Regions from separate parts of the Homo sapiens genome. Here region 2 is linked to region 1. A link is a contact called in ENCODE Hi-C or POLR2A ChIA-PET data. All regions are on one chromosome and are shown on one strand. The core of a region is the stretch at or near the end of the contact, and the rest is flanking DNA. Distances in the headings are between cores, read along the strand shown.

What was found. A loop is a pair of places that touch in the nucleus more often than their neighbours do. ChIA-PET counts read pairs that join two places held with the same protein, here RNA polymerase II (POLR2A). Pooled maps may share reads with other maps.
Region 2: a map with no recorded cell type shows a loop between it and region 1 (7-fold over the local background). The contact joins two enhancer-like sites. A Hi-C loop is called at or near these places in 1 of 37 single-sample maps with no recorded cell type and 3 of 50 pooled maps. POLR2A ChIA-PET finds 5 or more read pairs at or near these places in 1 of 52 experiments (GM12878).

What each region holds. Positions count from the first base shown.
Region 1 is chr6:163,457,459-163,462,832 of GRCh38, reverse strand. The region is part of intron 2 of QKI (QKI, KH domain containing RNA binding); the gene reads right to left. Among named protein-coding and RNA genes, the nearest start is that of QKI, 45 kb to the right of the region's middle. RefSeq lists an enhancer at 2,222-2,451. Within about 2 kb of position 2,317, at least 7 of the 41 ENCODE cell types and tissues checked have a DNase peak (open chromatin) inside an H3K27ac peak, as active enhancers do.
Region 2 is chr6:163,754,080-163,759,453 of GRCh38, reverse strand. LOC124901499 (a long non-coding RNA gene) reads right to left here. Exons shown (of 2, transcript XR_007059932.1): 2 at 1-229. Among named protein-coding and RNA genes, the nearest start is that of QKI, 340 kb to the right of the region's middle. Within about 2 kb of position 3,198, at least 4 of the 41 ENCODE cell types and tissues checked have a DNase peak (open chromatin) inside an H3K27ac peak, as active enhancers do.

The DNA.
Region 1 (5,374 bases), core at 1,068-3,567:
ACTGCCATTGCCTGAGTTCAAGCTCTCATTATTCCATACCAGGATTGTGGCTATATCAGTACCATGAGAGCAATTACATCTTTTCATATTCCTGTGTCCTGTTACCTAGCACAGACCACACACAAACATTTCCAGGATGAAGAAATGATACCAAAATTTTGCTGTTTTATATTCAGATATCCTTTTTAGTGTTCAAGTTCTAACTACTTTTCAAATTTTAAGAGTTTTGTTTTAATCTGTCCTTAACATGGCAAATTTATACTATTTATATGCAATCTTAAAAGTACAAAGAAACTAATCAAAACAATCATTGTTCTGTAACCCCAAACAATACAGGATAGAAGTTTTCAAAGTCAATCAATTCCCTACCAAATAATAAAGAAAATATTATACCAATATGAAACAAGTAGATGCCCAAGTTTATGATAGACAGGCTGCTTATTGATGACACTGATTTTGGACTTGGGAAAAGCAGTGTTCTATGGCAGACAAAACAAGATTTCAAGAAATCCCCAATTTATTTGTAAGCTACCTTGTTGTAAATCCTGGGTTTATTAAGACATAAAATATGTTTTCTGGCTGGGCGCAGTGGCTCCCGCCTGTAATCCCAGCACTTTGGGAGGCTGAGGCAGGAAGATTGCTTGAGCCCAGGAGTTCAAGACCAGCCTGGGCAACACAGTGAAACCTTGTCTCTAAGATAAAACAAAACAAAAATTACTTAAATATATATGTATTTTTTCCCAATGAAATGATTAACTGAATTTATCTCAAAAGCTAGTAGCTGAAAAACTCAACCTCAACATCCCTAAAGTAAAGGCACGTGATCTCAAAAACTAAGGTACTTTTCCGCCCAAACTGAAATCAAAAGAAAACATAGTCTCATTAACTTACAAAATAAATTTAGGTCACCTACTTATAAACAGGAACTGAAATGAGTGGAAGAGTTCAAGCAGTATAACCTTTGACTGCTTCATAGCCCATTTCATGTGTGACAATTCTGAGGGGTTAGGATGAGGAAGATTCTGTTATTAGCCATTTTACTCCCGGAGACACTGCTCTCTCAAATTGGGCTGAAAGTAGATCATCACCTTGAGCTTTCCTTTAATCTTTATCAGAAACAGCTCAATGTTCCTGGAATATGGATAGCACTGAGAAGCAGATTTCTCCTCGATTTCCATATTACATACTTTGGCTATTTCAGCAAGAATCTTAAGAGATATGGAGATTGAACACCTATGAGTAGATATCAAATTATCCATAAGTCCTTTGAAGCAGTAATTTTAACAGAGTAGATCCTAACATGAAACTCTTTTTAGATAAACCATAGACAAACGTTTCTGTCTAATCTGAATAATTCTTCCCTAACAACCCCATCTTTCATTTTGTTCTTCTAAGCACTAGTTCCTATCAAATACTAAAATATATTATTTATAAAAGAAAGTGCCTGCATTTTTAAAACTCAGAGAGGCCTTATTATTTAAAGAAATGTTAAACGTTGGAAAAATATCAGCTAAACAAAATGTATTGTTTTCAGACTGTCCTGTAACCCTTTCTGTAATTATTTACTAACATTCTAAGAAATGTGGTATATCCCAAACCATAAAAAGCCTATGAAATATTTGGTACACAACAGGCCCTAAATATACCCTTACAGAGTGAAATAAAGAGGAAACTTCAAAACAAAACAAAGAGTCATAAATTGGCTTTTACTAAACCGATCTAGTTGAACTTATACATTAAGTTTTCCCTACCTAAAACATAAAGATATGCCCTATATTATCAAATCACACTGCTAAATTAAAACTTTAATATGTAATCTGAATCACTTCACAACTCCACTGAATACAAATATGTACTAACCTTTTGAGAAAAACTACCTTTAAATAGATTTCTGTACAAACTATCAAAGACAGATGTGTAGATCGTAATTTTAAAGCATTATTATTTTCACTCACAAAATATGATCATATTCAGGCAAAAATCAAGTGTTAACCTGGGTATTGAAAAAGGAGACTTTGAATATCATTAAATTTTGATTTAATATCATTTGTTATTCAGAAGAATGAAAGTGAAAGTAGTGTACATCAAGACTCCTGAAGTTCGTGATCCTTCAACAATAAGAAGGCCGCAATGGTCAAAGGAACAAAGACTTTAAGGAAAGATAACTTACTGAATTGGCCCCTCTCCCCATAATCCCTCTAAAACAAACGCCAGCTCAACACCCAATTTGACACCAACTTCTCAAGACTGCTGACAAACAACAACCCTATGCTAACTAACTCAGAAGCTATGACGAGCCTAAGCTGATTTGCAAACCCAGGAAAATGAAACAGAAAGAGAACTTACAACTCGTGTTCCATCATCAACATGTATTATTATAAGAGAGACAGTGGAGTGTACTGTGAATAACATTATGAATCTAAACTACTAACTATAGCAACCAGGCTGGGATCCTACAGGCTGAAAACACAATCCTTGAAAAGACATTTGTCTGTCTTACAAAACCTTTGACAATATGGGTATTCATGATGGCCTAGACCCAAGAGATGCCTTTCAAAGCTATTAGTCAAAATTAAATCCCATTTTAAAAACATCAGAAAATCAGAATTATATTCACATAAAACTCCAAGAAGTCTCACTACAATTTAATCATCATGTCCAAAGGAAGCAGTTTACCAATCTAATCTGTTCATGTATTTAACAGGACGACTAGTATCATCAACAGCTAGACCTTGCCAATATTTATCAAGTCTACTACTCTGGCAGATCCTATAGAACAATTTCTAACAACTTGAAATTGATAACTAGGCAAATTTAATGACAAAATTATTACTGACTCATTCAAAATATAACACTTTTTACTTAAATAAATCAGTTAACTCTATTCATAATCATTTATAACACATCTCCATGGATTCAAACAAGAAAACCTGACCAGCCAAATAAACAATTTGATGGTCTAAATATAACTTCAATGTTCTTTCATGTCTGTAGTTTCATGAATGCATGAGAAACTTAAAGTCTTCAATAATTTAATCGTTTATCCTTCACACAAGACTGAACTCCTTCAAGAACAGGATTATTTTTCTTATGTGTAATCACAAAAACCACAGAGTGCCTGCTCTATCAGATGTCACACATTTGTTACCTTTACTCCTCCCAACAATCCTATGAAGTGAACCTTATAACTTCATAGACAAAGAAACAGATTCTAAAAAGCAAGCATATGCTCAAAGCCAATGTGATCATCTCAATTATTTTTCGGCAAATATTTATTTCAGTCCCCTTCTCTCTGTAAATGAAGTGACTTGGTATCACTAACGCAGGGTTTCTCAACCTCAGCACTACTGACATTTGGGTCCAGGTAATTCTTTGTTGGGGGGCTGGAGGTGCACGGAGGCTGACTGCCCTGTGCATTACAGGATGTTTAACAGTATCCCTGGACTCCACCCACTAGATGCCAATAGTACCCCCTCTCCCAAGTTTAGACACCAAAAGTATCTCTAGTATTGCCAAATGTCCCCATAGGTAAAACTGCCACCAGGTGAGAATCACTGGGCTAATGGAAAGCAACAAGAGCAGACGCCTTATACCTGCTTATGCAGTTTGGCTTGGATCTTGCATTCCAGTGGCCTGCCATAAGAGCATGCCCTAAGCAGCCACTGCCCGCTTTAGCCTGGGCCCAGCAGGAACATAAATGGAGAAGATCTAAACCCACCCAGTTAGCCTCAATCAAGCTAGGCTTCACCCTAACCAGTAGACCCTCAGCCAACATACAGACCCATGAGCACAGAAATAAATGATTATTATTTTTAAGCCACCCAGTTTTAGAGTGTTTTATCATGGAGCATTATTGTGGCAACTGTTGACAAATACAGCCAATAAGAGGATAAGCCAGAATTCAAAACCTAGGCCTGACTAAGAAACCTATTGTCTTTACTATATCAAAGAGTTTTTTTCAAAAGAATTAAATATTCTTACCTAGGATGTGCTTGGTACACAGTAGAGATGCAATAGAAGTCTGCTTTATTAATAAATATTAATTCTGTGAAAATTTTAATACATTTTCAGTGGCCTATTCATATTAGCCTCTCATTCTCACATCATGAGGCCAAACTTCAAAAACGTTGCAAAGGGCTACAGACTATAGCACTACTTCATTTCTCAGACCTTGAGTCTGAGACTTTCTTCTCATATCAGTTTCAGAGATCTGCACTGCCAAGTCCAAAACACATCTCTAACTTAACACTGACTTCTGTAAGTAAGGTGCTATGTGCAAATGCAAAAGACAACAGGTTTAAAGAAAAAGAAAAGTTTAACAATATTTGAAAGAATGAGTTTCATACAAATATGTGCAACAAATACTTATTGTGAATACACCATTTATCAGACACTATTCTAAGCACTAGAAATACAGCACTGAAAGACAAAAAGATTCCTGCCCTCATAGAGCTTGTGACACATAGCATAAAGATGTTTTCCAACTGCTTCACTCATATTAACTCTTTAGTCTTCATAATCTTGTGAGAGGTTTAATATCTCCATTACAGAAATGAGAAAAGCGAACACCAGGAATGAAAAGTAATTTGCTTAAAGTCACAAAACATCATCACTTCCTGGCCTTTTGGTTAAGATCAAGTGTAGTACCAAAGTCACAAAACAAGCAGCAAAACTAGCTAGAAGTCTGAATCTGAGTTCCTACTTTTGACCACGGCATGACACTGCCCCTGTGCTAACTCTCTAACCTCACATCTTACAACACTTCCCAAGCACATTCCTGCCTGAGTCAGCTGTACTTGCTGTTCACTCTGCCTAGAATGTTTTTCTCCCAGATGGTTTTCATGCCTTCCTCCCATCATTCTGTTCCTGTCTCTCCATTCCCATCATATTGTAACAGATTTCTTCCCTGATTACCCTTAAAAATGAATACCTCCTTCCATACACAGTCACTATTCATCTGTCTACCCCACTTTATGTTTCTCCATAACACTGATTACAGCTATAGATTCATTTGTGTACTGTTTGTCTTTGTCACTGAAATGTCCACTCCACAAGACCAGTGACACTGTTTAATTCATCACTTCACCACTTACTGTTTCAGGCCTCCTGAAACGATGCCTGGCAAAATGACCAGGTACATGATCACCTACCTGTCAGCCTGGCTGACCCTGTCCCCTCTCCAAAAAAAAAAAAAAAAATTAGAGGAGTGATTCTCATACTTCAGCATGCATCGGAATTATCTACAGGGCTTAACAGGCAAATTGCTAGGCCTCGCCCTTACCCCAGAGTTTCTGATTCAATAAGTATGGAAAGGGGCTTGAACATTTACAGTTCCCAGAAAGCGTAGATACTATGGTCCAAGGACTGTGTTTTG
Region 2 (5,374 bases), core at 1,949-4,448, 300 kb before region 1:
CCTGCACCCCACTCCCCAACTCACTCAGCTTCACTTCCTTGCCTCGCGTTCTCTCCTTAACTCACTCCAAATGTTTTCCACCTCTCACTTTTTGGCCATCTCAGCATCATCTCCAACTTGAAGCACTTCCCACTAGCTTCAGTTTCCTTCTCTTTCTTGATTTTCCTCATATCTTCCTGGAATTGCCTGTTCCTGGGACTTCCCACTCTTCAGACCTTCAATCTTCCACCTGTTAAAAGAAAAATGTCAGCTGAATTAAATTTAAAGGAGTTTAACTGAGCAATGAACAATTTGTGAATGGGCAGCCCCCAGAATCACAGTAGATTTAGAGACTCCAGAGCAGCCACGTGGTCAAAAAAGATTTACAGACAAAAAAAAAAAAAAAAGGAAATGATGTACAGAAATTGGAAGTGAGGTATAAAAACAGCTGGATTGGTTACAGGTTGCCGTTAGCCTTATTTGAACTTGGTTCAAACAGTTGGCTACATTTGGCCAAAACTCAGTAACTGGCACAGGTGTGGGCTATTGTTGGTTTACACCTCCACTTGTTATAGTTCACGATGTACAGAAAAACCTTCAGGCTGAACTTAAATATGTAAGGAGGCAGCTTTAAGATAAACTTGATTAACACACCCCTTCTGCTCTCCCCTTGTTCCCAGCCCCTGGGGCCACATCACTGCTCTTTGAGAACCTAGGGAAGCCCGTACATACACGATTGTAAACAGTGGGTCAAGATAATCCAGAGTATATTTTAAAGAGATTGCTCTATGTGGAGCATAAAAAATAAAAGCACGCATATGGGGAGCGGAGCTAGAAGGCAATAAGATGCACGCGGCAGTAACGAGGATGTGTTACAGGAAAGGGGTCCTGACCAAACCCCAAGAGAGGGCTCTTGGACCCCACGCAAGAAAGAATTCGGGGGCGAGTCCACAGAGTAAAGTGAAAGCAAGTTTATTAAGAAAGTAATGGAGTAAAAGAATGGCTACTCCACAGGTAAAGCAGCCCCAAGGGCTGCTGGATGCCCATTTTTATGGTTATTTCTTGATGATACTCTAAACAACGGGTGGATTATTCATGCCTCCCTTTTTAGACCATATAGGGTAACTTCCTAATGTTGCCATGGCATTTGTAAATGATCATGGCGCTGGTGGGAGTGTAGCAGTGAGGACGACCAGAGGTCACTATCATTGCCATCTTGGTTTTGATGGGATTTGGCCAGCTCATTTACTGCAATCTATTTTATCAGTAAGGTCTCCATGACCTGTATCTTGTGCTGACCCCTTATTTCATCCTATGATTAAGAATGCCTTAACCATCTGGGAATGCAGCCCAGTAGGTCTCAGCCTTATTTTACCCAGCCCCTATTCAAGACGGAGTAGCTCTGGTTCAAACGCCTCTGACAGACGGACAGGAGTTGATAAAAGTGGATGTATGTAAGAGATATTCCATATATTTAAGAGTTGAAATCCTCAGGACATGGAAACGAAAGGAGGAAGAGAAAGAGGTCATAGTCTGAGGGTCCTGGTGACCAGGCAGGTAACAGTGCCTTTTACTGATGTGTGAAATCAAGGAGGAGCAGCTTTCAGAGACAGACCAAAGGTTTAGGTTTGAACATGAAGAGTGTCCTTAAGAAGTGCAAGTGGGAATGTTAATGGGCAATGAGATCATTTGCATCTGGAATTCAGAGAAGCAAGCTGATCTACAAATTTAAAGTTTGGAGTCATTGGAATGCAAATGGCACTTGTAGCTGGCAACAGCCATGAGCAAGGGTGAGATCTCCAGGCAAGAGCAGAGTGTGAAGGAGACCTGAGAGCAAACTGTGAAGGAGAACAGGATGGAGAAGTCTGCTGAAGAGGACAAGCAGGAAGAGCAGCCTGAAAAGAAGGCAGGGCCATGAGGGGAAGTCAGCTGCCATCAATGAAGCCAGTGTGGAGAAGGAAAGGAGAGATCAGCCAGGTCAAATGCTGAGAGTATGAAATGAAGGCTGAAAATGCCCATCACACATGATGATGTGGAGATACCTACTATTTTGTTAATATGATATTAGCAGGATACAAAGTTGAATGCATTGAGGAGTGAAGAGGAAATGAAAAAATTGGGCTAGTTACGCTCAACAAAATAGAACAAAAGACCCTATTAAAAAATGAACAAAGAATAGATATTTCTGCAAAGAAGATATACAAATAGCTAACAAGCACATGAAAAGATGCTCAATACCACTAATCATTAGGGAACTGCAAATCAAAACCACAGTGAGATACCACTTTATCCCATTAGAATGGCCACTACTGGAAAAAGAGAGAAATACAAAATAATAACTGTTAGCAAGGATGTAGAGAAATTAGAATCTTTAAGTGCTGTTTGTGGGAATGTAAAATTGTATAGCTACTATGAAAACAGTACGGAACTTCCTAAAACATTAAAAATAGAATTACCACATAATCCAGTAATCCCACTTCTGGGTGTGTACCCAAATGAATTAAAAGCAGGGCCCTGAAGAGATATGTGTACATCCATGTTCACAGCAGCACTATTTACAATAGCAAAAAGACAGAAGCAACCCAAGTGTCCATCACTGATGAGCGAATGGATACACAAAATGTAGAAATGTAGTGTATATACAGCCGGGCACGGTGGTTCATGCTGTAATCCCAGCACTTTAGGAGGCTGAGGCGGAAGGATCACAAAGTTAGGAGATCAAGACCATCCTGGCTAAGACGGTGAAACCCCATCTCTACTAAAAATACAAAAAATTAGCCGGGCGTGGTGGTGAGCGCCTGTAGTCCCAGCTACTCAGGAGGCTGAGGCAGGAGAATGGTGTGAACCTGGGAGGTGGAGCTTGCAGTGAGCCTTGGCACTTCACTCCAGCCTGGGCGACAGAGTGAGACTCCATCTCAAAAAAAAAGAAAAAAAAAGAAAAGAAAAGAAATATACGTGTGTGTGTGTGTGTGTGTGTGTGTGTGTGTGTGTGTACACTACTATGGAATATTAGCTCCAAAAAAGAAAACTTTGACACATGCCACAACACGGATGAGCCTTGAGGACATTAAGCTAAGTGAAATAAGCCAATCACAAAAAGACAAATACTGTAAGAGTCCATTTACATGAAGTATCCAGAGCAGTCAAATCAGAGAGAGAAAGCAGAATGGTGGCTGCCAGCGGCTGGAGAAATGGGGAAGGGAAACTTGTTGCTTCATGGGTATAGAGTTTCAGTTCTGCAAGATGAAAAGAATTCCGGAGATCAGTTGCACAGTAATGTGAATACACTTAATACGGCTGAACTGTTTACTCAAAAATAGTTATGATGGTAAAATTTTTTGTTATGTGTATTTCACCACAATTTTTTAAAACTCAGCTATGAAAATGTAACCCTTATATGTGGGTAGAATAAATCACATGTTTTAGTAGCTAAAAAGAAATACTCGGCTAATTATTGTATACACTTCTTTCAAGGAATTTGGTGTAGAAGAAAAAAGAGATCAGGTGGTAACTGAAAGACAAATGTGAGATTAAGAGAAATTCATTTCTTCTATAAATACGGTAGAAGCTCAAGCATATAGAAATGATGATAGGAATGAACTGGGAGGGGGGAAATTTAGAGCAGGAAAGAATAATCAATATTGAGACATCTCTCAGAAGTGGGAGGAGATGCAATCCAGAACACAGATAGAAAGATGAGGCTTGGCCAAGAACACAAACACCTCCTCTAAGTGCAAAGAGAGGGAATGAGGCTGGGAGGAAGGAATGAGGTATTCAGTCAGGTATATTGATTTGGGAGCAGAACGTTGAAGGGTTCTAGTCTAAATGCTTTAATTTTCTTAGAAAAGAATCAGGGTTCTCTTCTGAAAAGACAGGTATTGATGAGGCTTTAGAATTTCCAAAATAGTAAAGAAAGTTCAAAATAGTCATTAAGAGCACAGGAGAACATCCTGGCCAGGGAAATACGGTAGGATTGCTCGGCAGGATGGAGCCCCCATTCAAGGCTGGTATCTTATGAGTTTATCAGGATTCTTATCTGCCCTATTGTGTGGTTTTCTCTGACCTCCTGGGATACCTGGGTACAGGTACAGAGAAAATGTATTGTTGAGTTCGTCCAGAGTTGGGGTTTTGACAAATTTGCCGAGGGACGGGGAGATGATTTGGTAAGACCTAATGTTGAGGAACCAAGGAATCTAAGGTACATATGGAGAGAAATAAGGAGAGACCAATGGATGAGGAAAAGGTTAAAGAATGAATGAACAGGGGGTTCCGAGGGCCAGAGATGGTTTTAGTGGAAGTAGCTGATCAGGCAGCTGGAATGGTTAAAAAAAAACGTGTAGCAAGAGAGAGGAACATGCATATTAAGAATCTTGGCAATGACACTGCATCAAGTTGGTGGGGCGGGGTGGGGGACACATGACAAAGTGGGGGAGTGGCCACATGTGGGGCACCAAGAGGACAGGCCATCAAGCGCATGCTGAAGGCACCCAGGAAGACGGCAGAACCAGGGTGGAGAGAAGACAGAAAACCAAGTGACAAAGCCTTCATTTGTTAGGGAAAAAGGAGGGGTGCTTTTTACAGTTTTATTCACAACATTTGCTATTATGGGTTGCATCGTATCCCCCGAAAATTCCTATGTTGAAGTCCTAACCCCCAGCAACTCAGAGTATGTCCTTATATGGAAATACAGTCATTGCAGATACAATTAATTAATTATGATTATTACAATTAATATAGTTAAGGTGAGGTCCTTAAAGTGGACCTTAATCCAATATTACTGGTTTCCCTATAAAAATGGGAACTTTGGGCCAAGTGCGGTGGCTCACGCCTGTAATCCCAGCACTTTGGGAGACCGAGGTGGGCAGATCACGAGGTCAGGAGATCAAGACCATCCTGGCTAATACAGTGAAACCCCGTCTCTACTAAAAATACAAAACAATTAGCCGGGTGTGGTGGCGGGCGCCTGTAGTCCCAGCTACTCTGGAGGCTGAGACAGGAGAATGGTGTGAACCCAAGGCAGGGCTTGTAGTGAGCCAAGATCGTGCCACTGCACTCCAGCCTGGGTGACAGAGCAAGACTCTGTCTCAAAAAGAAAAGGTACTTTGGGCTGGGCGTGGTGGCTCACGCCTGTAATCCCAGCACTTTGGGAGGCGAGTTAGGTGGATCATGAGGTCAGGAGATCAAGACCATCCTGGCGAATATGGTGAAACCCCATTTCTACTAAAAAAAAAAATACAAAAAATTAGCCAGGCGTGGTGGCGGGCACCTGCAGTCCCAGCTACTAGGGAGGCTGAGGCAGAAGAATGGCATGAACCCAGGAGGTGGAGCTTGCAGTGAGCCGAGATCGTGCCACTGCACTCCAGTCTGGGTGACAGAGTGAGACTCCGTCTCAAAG